Regions from separate parts of the Homo sapiens genome. Here regions 1 and 3 are each linked to region 2. Evidence: chromatin loops called from intact Hi-C (ENCODE). Cell type or tissue: dorsolateral prefrontal cortex. All regions are shown on one strand.

Region 1 (5,000 bases), 100 kb after region 2:
AGAAAAAAGAAAAAAGAGGCATTAAAATTTAAGAAGGGGAAATAAAAGGGGCATAGAAAAGGAGAGACAAATACAAATTTAAGAATAAGATAATAGAAACAAATTTCAGTATATTATTTATCTCAAAAATAGTAAATAAGCTGAATTTACATACCTTAAAAGAGATTGTCAGAAAAACAGATTTTGGGGAAAAACACAAAGAGATCTAGTGAAATGACATTTCTAAGAAATATTTCTTATAAGAACAGAAATGTTGAAAGAGGATGGAAAAATATATACCTGTCAAATACAATTAAAAAGAAAGTTGTGACAGTCATATTACTATCAAACAAAAGTAGACATTAAGGCAAGAAGCATTATTGAGGAATGAGAGGATCGCTTTTTAATAATAAAGATTCAATTTACTGGGAAGATTTAATATTTCAAATGTGTATGCACCTAATAAAATATCTTCAAAATATATAAAGCAAAAATTGTTAGATCTAAATTGAAGAACTATCTGACAAACCCACCACCAGTGTGGGAGATTCCAACACATCTCTGTCAGTTATTGATATGTCAAACAGACTGAAAAATGGTAAAGAAAATTTGCATAACACAATTACCATGCTTGATTTATTGAACATATGTAAAATTCTGCCCCAATATGCATTCTTCACAGGCACACATGGAATGTTTACTGAAATTGACCATATAGTAGGCCATAGGCAGCTATCAATTACTTTCAAAGAACTGGTAATATTCAGACCACATTCTCTTGCCACAATGCAATTAGGTTAGAAATCAATAGCAAGAAGATTAAATTGAAAAATTCCCTATATATTTAGAAATTAAACCACATGTCTAAATAGCCCAATGGATCAAAGATGAAATCATAATGCAAATGAAAAAGATGATCCATAGTTGGAAATCATCCAATCCAGTGTTGTATGCCCTTGACCCAGAGGGCCAGGTGGGAGGGGCCATGGTGAGGGCCTGACAAGGGCTCTGGGAAGATTCTTAGAAAGATTGATCCTCAAGCAATTAAGGCAAAAGCATCCAAATCCCTGACCTGTGGAGATTTCATTTTTCTTTATTGATCTGTCAAATGGTCTAAATTCTCTCACTCAGGTTGCTTCTTCTATAATTAAGGATAAAAATATTCCTGTGTTGCATTGCAGAGTGTCAGGAAAATAGTCACTTGAGCAGACCTTGCAAATGTTGGCTGGACGCCCTCACCTGCCTTTAGGGATGCCTCCGGGGGTATATAATTCCTAAGTAGACACCCATGGTTTCGTATATGGCTACTAACATGTAGGCAGGGCCTCTGGATACCCCAGGGGAAGACCTTTGATGCCTGAAGGCAGCTGGCTGCAGTTTAATCGCCAGGTAGTTCATCTCAGCCATACACTGAACTGTGGGCTTACACCCGGGATGCCTTTGAATTGGAGAGCTACAGGAAGTGACTGTGCCCTGGGCTTCTCTTATTCCCTTTCCAAGCTTCCATTCATCCACTTTCAACCCACATTCATATTCCTGCCTTAACGGCAAGTTGCAAGGAATGAGAGGCATATCTGTGCCAAGCACTGTGCAAACCTGCAAGTCCAGTGTGCACCTGTCATTTTTCACCCTCACTTTTTAGCATATCAACCTGGAGAAACTCGATGCGGCTTTCTGCATTCTAAGGCCCATAGTGCCAAGGTAGGACCCATCACTCCAAATTATTTTTTAACTTATTAAAATTAGAACCTAAGTCTAGATGATAATCTAATTCCTTCCTCCTAATTAATATCATTAATTGAACTGATTAATCCTAAATGATTAATCCTGACATGATAATGGAAACAAAGTCAAACCTCCTATTTCCTAAATACAAATGACTAAATGTAGCACAATGCTGTGTGAGCCAAAATTCGGATTATTTCAGTCTCTTCTGGAGGATGTCTCAATACAAACTCCTTAAACTTAGAGTTGGACCAGCTCATGTTGTCACAAATAAAAAGCACTGCCTGGCTTTCTCATTTGAAGTTTGAAGTACAACTTAATTTCCAAGAAACTTAGATAGCATCACGTGCCTCTGACAAGCAGTTACTAGCCGGTATTTACTCCTCAATACGGAATAAATTTAACAGCAAACGAATTACATCTAAAACCAAATCTTGTAACTGAATTAAGGTAAATATGCTCTTTCTATACAACTAACATAAAGTTTAAATAGGCAGAGAAAAGAGGCATCTTTACTTCTTAAAAGGCAATTTTCAAAAATGAATTGAAGAGTAATACATCTGAATAATAATGTCAACAAAAAGAACAACTATCCCAGCACTTTGGGAGGCCAAGGCTGGTGGATCAAATGAGCCAGGAGTTTGAGACCAGCCTGGCCACAAAGGTAAAACCCCGTCTCTACTAAAAATACAAAAATTAGCTGAATGTGGTGGCTCATGCCTGTAATCTCAGCTACATGGAAGGCTGAGGCATGATAATAACTTGAACCTGGGAGGAGGAGGTTGTAGTGAGCCAAGATCACGCCACTGCACTCCAGCCTGAGCGACAGAGCAAGACTCTGTCTCAAAAAAAAAAAAAACACAAAAAACACAAAAAACAGCTATAGCACCCTCCATGAGCAAATGGAAACATAACGTTGCTGTGTCTCATCCAAGCAATATCTAGGTTCTAGAATAGGGAGGAGGAAGAACAGAGATACATTACTTGAGGCAAGAAAATTATCCAAATGGTGTCTCTTCCTTCCTACCCAGACAAAACTGGTATTATTTCCCTATCTATTTTTCCACTTGCTCCCGGCCAATACTATAATTAAAAGACCTCCCTCCAAGGATTTCAAAGTACTTTAGAGACATGGTCTAATTAATCCTCAGTACATCCTGGTAATGTCCGCAAGCTCCAGGCCCTGCCTCTGCCCATCAGAACCCATTGAGGTGCATGCGGCCACACTTCTTGAGTGGCTTATGGGAAGTGACAGCAGCTGTCTTACCCAGCCTCTCTTTCCAGAAGCCGTGAAAATAGCCTCTCTTTCCAGAAGCTGTGAAAATGGCCTCTCTTGGGTGCCAGGGTCAGTGTTTGCCAGCTGAAGGGCCAAAAAGCCATCAATCAGCTCTGATATGCATAATCTGCATATTCATTCTTCTGAATATTCATTCTTCCGCATAATGCTCTGTTGCCTTAATTAGGGCTGCAGCCTGCGGATAGGTAGAGGCATGTTTTGGAGTCTTTCAGCCAATTTATCTTTTTAAATGAATCTTTTTTGGCCTTAGATGTTGGTCTGTTCCTATGATCACTTAGTTGCCCTTCTTGGCCTCTTCTCTGGGTTTATTTTTTGTGAGGTGGTACACAGCCTTTCTGCACTGGCTGTATTGTTGATTACACTCCCTTTTCCAGAGTTCCATTTTCTATGCAACCCTCATCCAGAAAGCGTAAAATGTCTCTTTTAGTCATTTCAACCCCAACAACACGTCGAGTTAATGGCTTTCAGCAGCACTGTTTACTACAACTCTAGATTTGCTTTCTATATAGAAAAGCTGGAGCTCACCCTAGAACCCCCAGAGTGCTGTCTGCTTGTAATTTCTCCTAAATACTCTTTATTTTCCCATCTGCCACTTTTTCCTCCCCCATATGATTGTGTGAGGTTTGTGAAGGTGATAAAACACTGGGACATTCCTGAAGCATTGCAGAGCCAGGGCTTCTCAAAACCCTAAAGAATGTTTTAAAATGTATTATTTATTATACCATCTGAGAGTCACATAGCACTTTGATATACTCAATATGATCTTAAAATAATGTTGTGAAGAAGGAAGCTCAGAATGCTTCAATATTGTTTCAAGATCACAGAGGACAAATGCAGATTTTCTTTGTACGTTATCAATTTTCTTTTCACTCTTTTTTGTCAATATCCATTCTCTTTCCATCACCACTTGTGATTCATTTGACGATTATTTACTGTATGTCTTTTTTTTTGGTGTCAGACACTGTGCCAGGGCCTAGTATTTGCACAAAAATATATATTTTTGGCCCCCGCCACAGAAAATATTTTTGTATGGGAAAGGGTCATCATGCAAAGGGTTAATGCAATACTGTGTGATGGAGACCTGAATTAGATGTTATGTACAGGTTGAGGGAATTCTTGGATTGGAAATAGAATGATAAGGAGAGAAAGAAAGAGTGTATGCAAACACGTAGAAATATGAATGCAGATGCAGAGTCTGAGGAATTCTAAGTTGTTCAGTTTTCCAGGGCTGGATTGGAAAGCAGCAGAGACAAAGGTGGGGAGACCACTGGGGCTGACATCCTAGAAAGCCTTGTGCATCATCCCAGGGAGTTTGGACTTTGGTCCTCAAGGCAGCAGGATGTCATTGAAATCCTGTATACAGCAAAGTCACATGATCAGATCCGTTGATTTTATCAAGCTCCCTCTGGGTCTTCTTTGAACCTCTCAAATTGGCACAGATGAAGGAAGACGAATATGCTTCATGTTGGGAAAGAGTGCACCGATGTGGAAATTCTCACAGAATGGTAGCAGAAAAATAAAGTGAAAAATGCTTGCTGGAAAGAAATTTGGCAATGTGTGTTAAGAGACTTGAAAGGGTTTATTCTTTTAACTCAATAGTTCTGTTGCTGCAGATATATTTTAGGAAAACGATCTTAAATAAAAAGAATATTCCAGGGCAAAGTTATTGTTTGGGCAACTACTTTTTATTAATAAGCCACTAGAAACAATCTAAAATGTCCAACAATGAAGTAATAGTTAAGAATACAATGCACTCATAAGTTTATAATGAAGCTGGTGAAAAGTTTTAAATACAGTAATGTCCAGCAATTGCACAATGTTTTTGCTACCCAAGATCCATTTACACTTATCCTGGTGAAAGAGCTGTGCTTTCTGTCTGGATCCAGGATTGGAACATGATGTCCTGGTTAAGCCATCTACCCTGCTCTCAGGGACTGGTTCAGGGGGGATCGTGCAACCTGAGCCAATTTAATCATAATGAATCTCAATAATTATTCTG
Region 2 (5,000 bases):
TCAGGTATATCTTTATAGTAATGTGAGAGTGGACTAATACAGTGGAGTTAGCAGTATTGTTAGCAGTGGCGGCAAGCTTTGCTTAAAATGGAAGACCGTACAGTGCTATCTGTTAGTATTTTGTGCTAAAGGGAAAAACAAGCCTAGTGACTGTACTAGGGAAAATGAAACGTATTCAGTTTACCTCCACAAACGTGTATGTGAAATTGATTCAGCTCAATTTTCAAAATATGTTTGTCTTAGACCCTGTACATTGGCAATACAAATACAAAGATCTGGCTCTTGTCCTCAAGGATCTTACAGCCTTCAGTAGAAATAGCCAACTGTAGTAGATGAGAGACTGAATATACACATAGACAGTGGCCAGACCGTATATAAAAATACAACTCTGACCCCAAATCTGCAGCAACTACCTCAGAAAATCAACCCATTATATACAGTAACCAGCCCAGGAAGCCATCTGCTGCCTTTAAAAGCCAGACTTACAGGAAGTCAGGCTACTATCTCTAGCAACTGGTCTAAGAAGCCAAACAATAACCCTTCTAGTAGTCGGCCCCAAATGAACAGGACTTGATTAATAACTGACACCTTCCCTAATTTTTGTGCCTGCTTCCAATTTAAGACCAACCACAGAAAGCCAACTATGGCCCTAACCAATCAGATAGGCTTCAATGCTCCTAGTTGGCCACCGTGGGCTTCCCCAGGCCAACAGCCTCCAATCAGGGCACACCTGAAGCCATCCCTTGTGTGCTCTGTAAAGTTCTCCCACTCCCCTGCCTGCCTTTGAGTCCCTGCCAAACAAAAGTGATGGTGGCCAACTCCCTTGATGGAGCAAGCTCTGAATAAGTAGCCTTTGCCTTTCTTGTGTGGGTTGTGTTCATTTATTTCTACATAGAGAAGGCAGAATAAAAGAAGTGCTAAAAACACCTACAAATTTCATACTGTGTGGGAACAAAGGGAAGAGTAATTCCTTCTGTCCCAGGAGGCTGGGAAGGCAACCTTGCAGCAAGTTGCTGAAAAACACCATGGTGCATTCCTAAAGAGCCTCCTTTTAAATTCTGATACACTAGTGCTAAAATAACTTGTGGACTGTTTTTCAGAAGGGAGACATGTTGTCCCACCTCCAAAGGGAGAAATTAGTCCTCTGAGGCCGCCGATGCTAAGGCTGCTGGTGGCTAAGGTTAGCCTCCCGCCAGCTCAGGGTTCTAAGAAAGACTTGCATCACTGACTCTGGCAGGGCTCACGTATACTTCAGGATTTCTCTGCTGGACATGAGCATAATTGTCCATAAATACATGAGAAAGGCTATGTATTTTCATTGCTATTGGCTAAATAGGCTGTTGAGATATTTATGGGCTTTCGGCCCAATTTTCTCCCTTTATCCACCTCCTTCAAGCAGATAGACCCGAGATTCTTTGCCCCCAGGAAGGCTTGAGGCTGCCTGACTTGATTCTAAACCCACTGAGGAGATAAGGCTGTAGGTCCCTGAGAGGCACTTCAATGATGAGGTGTCCTGCTTGGAGATCTGATACCGCAGAGGGGCAGGAGGGAGAGGTACGTGAATCAAGAGCAGGAAGTCTGAGGGTCTTAGAGGAGAGGGAGTCTTGGTCATGGCTTCCTGGAAGCACATGGAGATGCTGACGGACCCAGGGGAGAATCCAAGAATCCAAAGGCCGTCCAGCTCATTTAGGGAGATGGAGTCTCATGGCAGCAATGGGGCCCAGCTGGGGCCATGCAGGGGGAAGAGGATGTCTCAGCAATTAGCAAACTGATGCGAGTCCAGGGGGCATGTCACAGACCTGCAGCAGTGCACACAGACCTCCATAACCGTGCGAGAGCTTCAGGGAGACATCCGGAAACTCTGAAAGTCATTGAGGTTAGATTTTCTACCAGCCTGGTATTATTAGCACTGGGATCAGAAATCAAATTAATTTATATAAATAAAGAGATGTGCTGTTTCCTGAGTTTGTGAACTATGATTCATGTATGAACTTGATGCTTATGAAGTTAACAAAAAAGGGTCATAGAATAAATTAATACAAATGATCTCACGTGTGTATGCATAATTTCAGGGTGGGCTGTATGTACGGAAACACTCATGGTGTGGGGAGGCTGGAGGACCAAGTAGGGGAGATAGATGAATTATCTGGCCGCCCACTAGATGGCGTTAAGGAGCATGTTGTTTTACCTCTGTGGGCAGATTTCTTTGCCCTTCCTCTCTCTTTTCCTTACTACAGATTTTGCAGCGATTCTTTATGTCAGTATTCTATGTTTGTGAATTAGTAAGAACTTAGACTCCCTTAGGAAAATGCATTGAGTAGGAGTTGAAAGCTGAGTAGAAATGATGAGGAGGTTGGGAAATATTAAATCTTTCGTATATAAATTCTTGGTGCTGTTTATATTTCTGGCTTTAGAAAAAAGAGAGCTAGAACATATTTCTTTTCAGGGAGAAATGTTTTTAAACAAGCAATATTTGGGAGAACACATAACCAACATCTACAAATTACAAAAATGTGATTTGATCAGAAATATTTACAGGATTTCTAACAGAAAAACTAACTGGTCTTGATTTGTGGCTTAGAGAGGCAGCCTGCAGCTTCATAGCCTCCTATGGTTCCTGCTCTCCTGCCGCTGGCTTTGGCAAAGAGAGTCTCTTTGGTGGCAGCAGTCGGGGGAGAATGGAGGAGGGGGGATGATTCTGGCCATTGTTGGTACTGGATTCTGGGAGCAGGGCATGGCAGAGGCCAGTACTCTTGGAAGGAGGCTATTGATGGATGGCAGTCAGTTCCTAGAGCGCTGTGCAATTACAGTGTAACACCAGCCTGTGGCAGGCTCCTGGAGAGGAAGCCAACTGCCTCCCTTCTGGCCAAAAACCAGCTTCTGAGATATGGGTGCTCAGGTGGGAAGGAGACCTGGGCCCCTGGCAGGACGATGCTTCACAGTAAAGAACGAAGGCTGGAGGCCGATTCCGTGGTTTAGTTCCAGCATAAGGTGTACCTGGGTGCAGAGGGCTTGCCCCAGCCCGGGCACCAGAGATGACAGATCTGCTTGGCAACAAGGGAATCCTGGGAGGGAGGCGGAGTAGACAGAATTGCCCCCCAAAGATGTCCGCATTCTAATTCCTGGAGCCTGTGGATATGTTTCATTACATGGCAAAAGGGATTTTACAGATGCGATTGACATTACTATTAATAGTCGGTTGGCATGAAGATAGCGAGATTGTCCTGGGTCATGGGGGGTTGGAGGATACCAATGTGGTCACATGAGCCCTTCAAGCAGAGAATCCTAGGAGAGGGCAATAGGATACTCAAGTATGAGGCTGATACCACGTGCCAGTGCTGGTTTAAAGAGAGAGGGGGTAATGTGCCCAGGAATGCAGGTGACCTTAGGCAGCTGACAGAGGCTCCTGAAAATGGGCACCTCAGTCCTACAGCTGGGAGACACTGAATTCTGCCAATAACCTCAATAAGCTTAGAAGCAGGTTCTCCCAGAGTCTCCAGAGAAGAGCCCACGCAGGCCAACACCTTAATTTTGGCCTTGCAAGACCCAGAGCAGAGAAATAGCTGAGCCCACTCAGAATTCTGACCTACAGAGCTGAGAACTAATATCTTTCTGTTATTTTAAGCCACTGAGATTGTTGTTGTTTGTTCTAGCAGCAAGAGGAGAGGAATATAGGACTGGAGGCTGGGGGTGGGGAGACTGGGGCCAGGGCCTGAGGTCATACCTAATTCCAGGTTGTTCTTCATGGTGGGGGAGAAGGTGAGGGTGACATGAGTTGGGGGGTAGGGATATCAGTAGGCTCAGTGCCAGAGGGGAGACACCAGAAAAGAGCAGGAGAGGACAGTAACTCAAGATGGTGGAACTCTTTGCTGGCTTAGAACTTCCTCTAGCTCACTGCTCTGATCCTGGTGGGTGGCAGGATCATAATGGTAGCATTTTATGGAAATAGCATTTGCTATAGTTTGGATGTTTGGATCAAACCTCATGTTGAAGTTTGATCCCCAATGTTGGAGGTGGCGCCTTGTGAGATGTGTCTGGTTATGGAGGTGGATCCCTTATGAATCAATGAATGCCTTCCTTTAAGGGTGAGTGAGCGTTCCCTTTTAGGCCCATGAGAATCAGTTGTTAAAATGAGCCTGACACCTCCCTCTGCTGTCTCTTGCTTCCTCTCTCACCCTGTGATCTCTGCACATGTGGCCTCCCCTTCACCTTCCATTATAAGTGGAAGCAGCCTGAGGCCCTTGCCAGAAGCAGACGCTGGTGCCATGCTTCCTGTACAGCCTGCAGAGCCATGAGCCAACCTCTTTATAAGTTACTTAGCCTCAGATATTACTTTATAACAACACAGACTAAGACAGCATTTGTCCTTGATGGCAAAGCAATCAGCTCCACTTTTGGTCTTTCTTCATTCTTAGGCTTATTTGTTCCAGGTGTAAATCTCTTAAAATTAGCTAACACTCTTCCAGGAAATCACATTGTGAAACAAACATCAGGTGGAGAAGAAGGGTTCATTTGGCCAACATGTACTTTCTTTGATACAGCATTTTGGAAAATGGGAGATGTCTCTTCTACATTGCTTGCAAAAACCGTGCTGGGAAACCATCAGAAAAATAAATTTTCCCAAGAACAGAGCATTAAGGTTTATATTGTTTTTTACCTGAAAGCCTAAAACCAGCTTCCATTTATTTCTTGTGAATATGTCACTTTGAAATATTTAAGATCGAAAGGTTTGGCTTGTTTTTGTAGTGGCCGCTGGATGGAAAACCGACTAAAGCATGTTAAGACTGACTGGGGATGCAATGTGCCAAATTGCAAATACAGCTATCTCTACTTTCTGAGTGACTGTTTATAATACAACTGGAATTGCAGGTTCTTCTACCTCAGAGGTTGAATAAATGACTGTGTTCCCCAAGCAATTCTTGTGTCTTTTTTTCAGCCATTTCTGCACAGAATGACGGTTGTGACCTCCCAAGAGCTAATGTGTTAATTACTATGGGAAA
Region 3 (5,000 bases), 270 kb after region 2:
GAACTCATGGAGCTAAATTGATTTCGGTTTCCTTCTGAGGCTGACTCAGGATTGGGGGACACAGAAAAGGATGGATTACAGTGACAGTGAGAGTGTTATTGTTTTCTACCTAAGGTCTCACCCTGGAGGTTGTCTTCCTGGAGATTTTAAAAACTAGACTCCTGAAATATACTTTAGTCCTTTTAGGTTGCCCATGTAGAAAAAATTGAATGCCACTCATATGAGAAAAGCAAAGGTGATTTATTCAGCGCTTGCCATAGCAAAGGAGTTGGCCACCATCACTTTCATTTGGCAGAGACTCAAAGGTAGGCAGAGGAGGGAGAGAGCTTTACAGTGGGCAAAAGGGATGGCTTCACGTGTGCCCCTTATTGGAAGCTGTTGGCCAGGGGAAGCCCAGGGTGGCCAATTTGGAGCACGGAAGCCTGTCTGATTGGTTGGGGCCATAGTTGGCTTTCTCTGGTTAGTCCTAAATTAGAAGCAGTCACAAAAATTAGGGAGGCTGTCAGTTACTGTGATGGTTAATTTTATATGTCAACTTGACTGGGCTAAGAGGTGCCCAGATAGCTTGTAATCAATTATTTCTGGGTGTGTCTGTGAGGGTTTTTCTGGAAGAGATTAGCATTTGAATGAGATGACTGAGTAAAGAAGATTACCCTCACCCACGTGGGCATCATCTGATTCCTTGACAGCCCAAATAGAACAAAAGGGCACAGGAAGTTCTCTCTTCTGGGACATCCATCTTTTCCTGCCCTTAAACATCAGAGCTTCTGGTTCTCAGGCCTTTGGACTCCAGGACTTACTCCAGCAGTTGGCAGGTGGGGCAGGCTCCCGTGGTTCTTAGGCCTTCAGCTTTGGACTGAATTATACAACCACTACAACCAGCTTTCCTGGTTCCCCAGGTTGCAGATGGCATATCTTGGGACTACTCAGCCTGCATAATCTGCATAATGGCATGAGTCAATTTCCATAATAAATTTCCACATATATATGTATGTATGTACAGGCATACATGTATATGTAATATATATGTAATATATATGTATACATGTATATGTGATATATATGTATACATATATATGTGATATATATGTATACATATATATGTGATATATATGTATACATATATATGTGATATATATGTATACATATATATGTGATATATAGGTAATATATATGTAATATATATGTAATATATGTGTAATATATATGTAATATATGTGTAATATATAGGTAATATATGTAATATATGTGTATACATATATGTTATATATGTGTATACATATATGTAATATATATGTGTATATATATGTATAAACACACATCTTATTGGTCTTGTTTCTTTGGAGAATCCTGACTAATACAATTATTAATTAAGTCCTGAACATTTTGGGTCTTTTGTTACAGAAGTTATTGTTTAGCTTCCTGGGTTACCACTAGAGATAGCAGACTGGCTTCCTGCGAGTCTGGCTTTAGCAGGCTGTCTTCCTGGGCTGTTTGTCATACATAATGGGCTTGGTTTCCTAAGCAGGCTGCTACAGATTTAGGGTGATAGTTCTATTCTTATTATATGGTCCAGGCACTGTGCATTTGTACATTCAGTCTTTCATTTGTTTCTTCATTTTTATGATGATTTTATTTTAAATAGACCCTTTCCTTCCTTCCTTACAGAGGACAGCTGGCTGGCTTCCTTCACTTTCATATTAATAAGCCTCAATCCTTGCTGATCATAAACCCGCACCTGAGGATGAGTGCCAGGAAATGCAATGCCTTCTTCCCTCCTGGGTTGCCTCTTTCAGAGATTTGGGGGTAAAACTTGTGTCTGCATTATTGCCCTGCGGAAAGTCTTAATCCCATCAGTCCTCAAAATCTTTTTCACTGTTTCTGTTTTTCCCAGGGGCAGTGGCATCCTCATGCAAGCTGGTCTACTGGTGGCTGCCCCTGTGACCTGCTTCTGAATGGCCAGGCAGGAAAAGTCTCCCACTGTGTTGCATTTAAAGAAAAGAAAAAGATGAATTAAGTAAAAAGCTCTGCAAACAACTGAGTGTAATTATTGGATATGTATAAACTTATGCATATTTTCCTTTTTTTAATTATACTTTAAGTTCTAGGGCACATGTGCACAACGTGCAGGTTAGTTACATATGTATACATGTGCCATGTTGGTGTGCTGCACCCATTAACTCGTCATTTAACATTCGGTATATCTCCTAATGCTATCCCTCCCCCCTCCCCCCACCCCACAACAGGCCCTGGTATGTGATGTTCCCCTTCCTGTGTCCATGTGTTCTCATTGTTCAATTCCCACCTATGAGTGAGAACATGCGGTGTTTGGTTTTTTGTCCTTGCGATAGTTTGCTGAGAATGATGGTTTCCAGCTTCATCCATGTCCCTACAAAGGACATGAACTCACCATTTTTTATTTGAATCTGTTGATTTATTGCTTTTTAAATAAAAAATGGATCTGTCCAAAAGGTGAAAATAAAGTATTTTATATTTCTTTCTTATTTCAGCTGGTTTAGCCTAAGGACAGAAAACCCCCAGCCCGTTTAGTATTCTAGGCATTTAAAAGACCCTCAAGTATCAGCTCTTTGGAAGCCCAGTGTCTTTAAATTTGCAAAATAGACAGGGCAAGATTCCATGTTTCTAACTCCCTGGGACTCATTTCAGGAGTTTGATTAACTCTTTGGTTTGTCTCAGCAAAGGGAGGCTGAAGTGTCCGCTTAGAAGAAGAGGTAGGGGGCATTCAGATGAGGGCTGTTGTCTGCCAAGATCAAAGCAGCGCTGCACATGCTAAAGAGTCTAATTCACAGACCCTCGGTGCTTAGTTGTAGCACCAACTTGAAGCCTATTTGGTCAGAAGTGGCCACTCGAGCCGTCTTAGGGCTAGGCAAGGGCTTCTTTGTTTCAGAAAGCACTTGCCACTGGGAGAAGAGAATGTGAAGTGAGGGAGCCCTCTTTTGGAGGAGGAAGGCTAAGGAGGAAAGTGAGGGAGAGTGGGAAAGACCACAGGACAAGAAGATCTAAGCCAAGGGAGCCTTGTTTGCCTTTACTGGCAGGTAGGTACTCACGAACAAGCCAGCCTGCATTTCTGAACTCACATCGTGGCAAAAGCAACAAACACTTTTAAGACAAAAGATAAAGGGTAAACTACTTATGGGAAACACTTTTCCAAAAATACCTAGATTCTAGGTGGCAGGGTTAGAATTGTTCTCTTGTCGTTTGGCTAACATAAGGGACTCCCAAGACACGAGCAGAGAGGGTGGAGATGGTTATGTGTCAGTTGGAGCGAGGTGGGAGCAGGAACCTCCTATTTAGGGCACAAATCTTTACACAGGGATGACATTTGAAAGATTTGGTCATGGACCTGGGTCCACTTCCTTTGCTTTTCAGAAAAGGTCCCAAGATTAGCAGCAAAAGTAATCCAGGTGAAAATAATCCATGAATTTGAACACTTTGTTGGGTGTAGTAGGGAGATTCTGACAGGTGCCTGATGACCCTATGTCCTGGTACCCACACCTTTGCTTAATCTCCTCCCTTCAAGTGGGGATTCACTTTTAATGTGACTCACTTTTAATGAACAGAATACAGCAGAAGTGCTGGGATGTCATTTCTGGATGATGTTGTGCAAGACTGTGACTTCTATCTGGGACACACTCCTTTTCAAATCCTCACTTGCCCACTCTGGTGAAGCCACTGCCACATCGCCAGCTGCCCTACAGAGAGGCCACGTGGCAAGATGCTGAGGGCAGCTTCTGGCTGATAGCTGTAAGGAACAGAGGGTCTCAGCCCAACAGCTTGCAAAGAACTGAATTCTGGCAACAACCTTGTGAGTGAGTGTGGAAGTGGCTCCTATTGAGCCTTGAGATGGCTACAATCTACTGTCACTGTGATTCAGTAAATGCAAGTCCTAAACCATGCCCAGCTTCCTGAATTTCAGGATATGTGAGATGAAAGTGTTGTTGCTTAGGAGTATTTGTTCCACAGCAATAAATAACTAATACACTAAGGTATTATTATTTTACTGTACCTTCTCTGCTTTGTGCACCTATTTGTCTGCTGAGTCCTATAAAGATTTATTCTTCAAAGTTTTCATTTCTTCCCTCCTTTCCGGTTTTATAGACACAGTCTATTCCAAGAAAAGCTTTAAACTTCCTGGGAAATTATAGGGAAATAAATTAGATGTCCTGACGTCTGCAGAATGTCCTCTAGACAGTGTCCTCATTATGCTGCCCTTGGTTCTTCCAGTTCATCAAATCTCATTTAGCTGTGCACCAATTAGACTGCCTTTGGCTGGAAGTGACATAAAGCTGAAAAATAGTGGATTATATAAGCCAATAGCTTATTTTTCTCACACAACAAAAAGTCTGGAGTTGAGTTGTCAAGGATGTTATTCTGTCTGAGTTGATAAACTTTGTTAAAGGTCAGAGAGTATTTTAGGCTTTGTGGGCTGTACCATCTCTGCTGCAATTACTAAATTCTGCCTTTAGGGCACAAAAGCAGCACAGATCATATGTAAACAAATGACTGCGTACCAATAAAACTTTATTTATGGACAATGAAATACAAATTTCATGTTATTTTTATGTCATAAAATATTATACATTTTAAAAATTTCCTGTAACCATTAAAACATGTAAAAGCTATTCCTTTTGTAGGCTGTATAAAAACAGGCAAGCTGGATTTGCTGGCCTTTGTATTAGCTTCCTTCCACCTTCCTACATTCTCATTTTCAGTGCATGGCTTGGTCTTCATGGGCACATTGTGACTGCTGCTGCTCCATTCACTGTGTTGGCATTTCAGGCAAAGAGAAAGGGGAGGGTGAAAGAAAAAGGAGTGTCGCCTAGATCAGATCAACAAAAGCCTTCCAGAAAACTTCAGCTTATGTCTCAATAGGCAGAACTATGTTAACGTTTTTAGCTGGGCTTATAGCAAACCTGATCAAATTTGGGGTTCTATTAGTAAGAATAGAAAGAATGGATATTGGATAACATCATTCAGAT

The links. Peaks named below come from ENCODE experiments on the same cell type or tissue, not always from the same donor. Only the 100,000 strongest peaks of a DNase experiment are listed, where the experiment ranks them.
Region 1: it touches region 2 in a loop (2.5-fold over the local background); 4 of 110 quality-filtered maps call a loop at or near these places.
Region 3: a loop joins it to region 2, with 6 times the contacts of the local background. A loop is called at or near these places in 14 of 110 quality-filtered maps.

Annotation. Positions count from the first base shown.
Region 1 is chr13:100,820,167-100,825,166 of GRCh38, forward strand. All of the region lies in intron 2 of NALCN-AS1 (NALCN antisense RNA 1), which reads left to right. Among named protein-coding and RNA genes, the nearest start is that of NALCN-AS1, 110 kb to the left of the region's middle. In dorsolateral prefrontal cortex, no CTCF peak of the experiment used is centred here; no DNase peak of the experiment used is centred here.
Region 2 is chr13:100,719,945-100,724,944 of GRCh38, forward strand. The region is part of intron 1 of NALCN-AS1 (NALCN antisense RNA 1); the gene reads left to right. Among named protein-coding and RNA genes, the nearest start is that of NALCN-AS1, 14 kb to the left of the region's middle. In dorsolateral prefrontal cortex, CTCF peaks have their summits at 2,158 (motif pointing right) and 2,360; a DNase peak (open chromatin) is centred at 2,137; H3K27ac peaks cover 798 bases.
Region 3 is chr13:100,985,293-100,990,292 of GRCh38, forward strand. All of the region lies in intron 2 of NALCN-AS1 (NALCN antisense RNA 1), which reads left to right. Among named protein-coding and RNA genes, the nearest start is that of LINC00411, 43 kb to the left of the region's middle. In dorsolateral prefrontal cortex, a CTCF peak has its summit at 2,956; no DNase peak of the experiment used is centred here; H3K4me3 peaks cover 373 bases.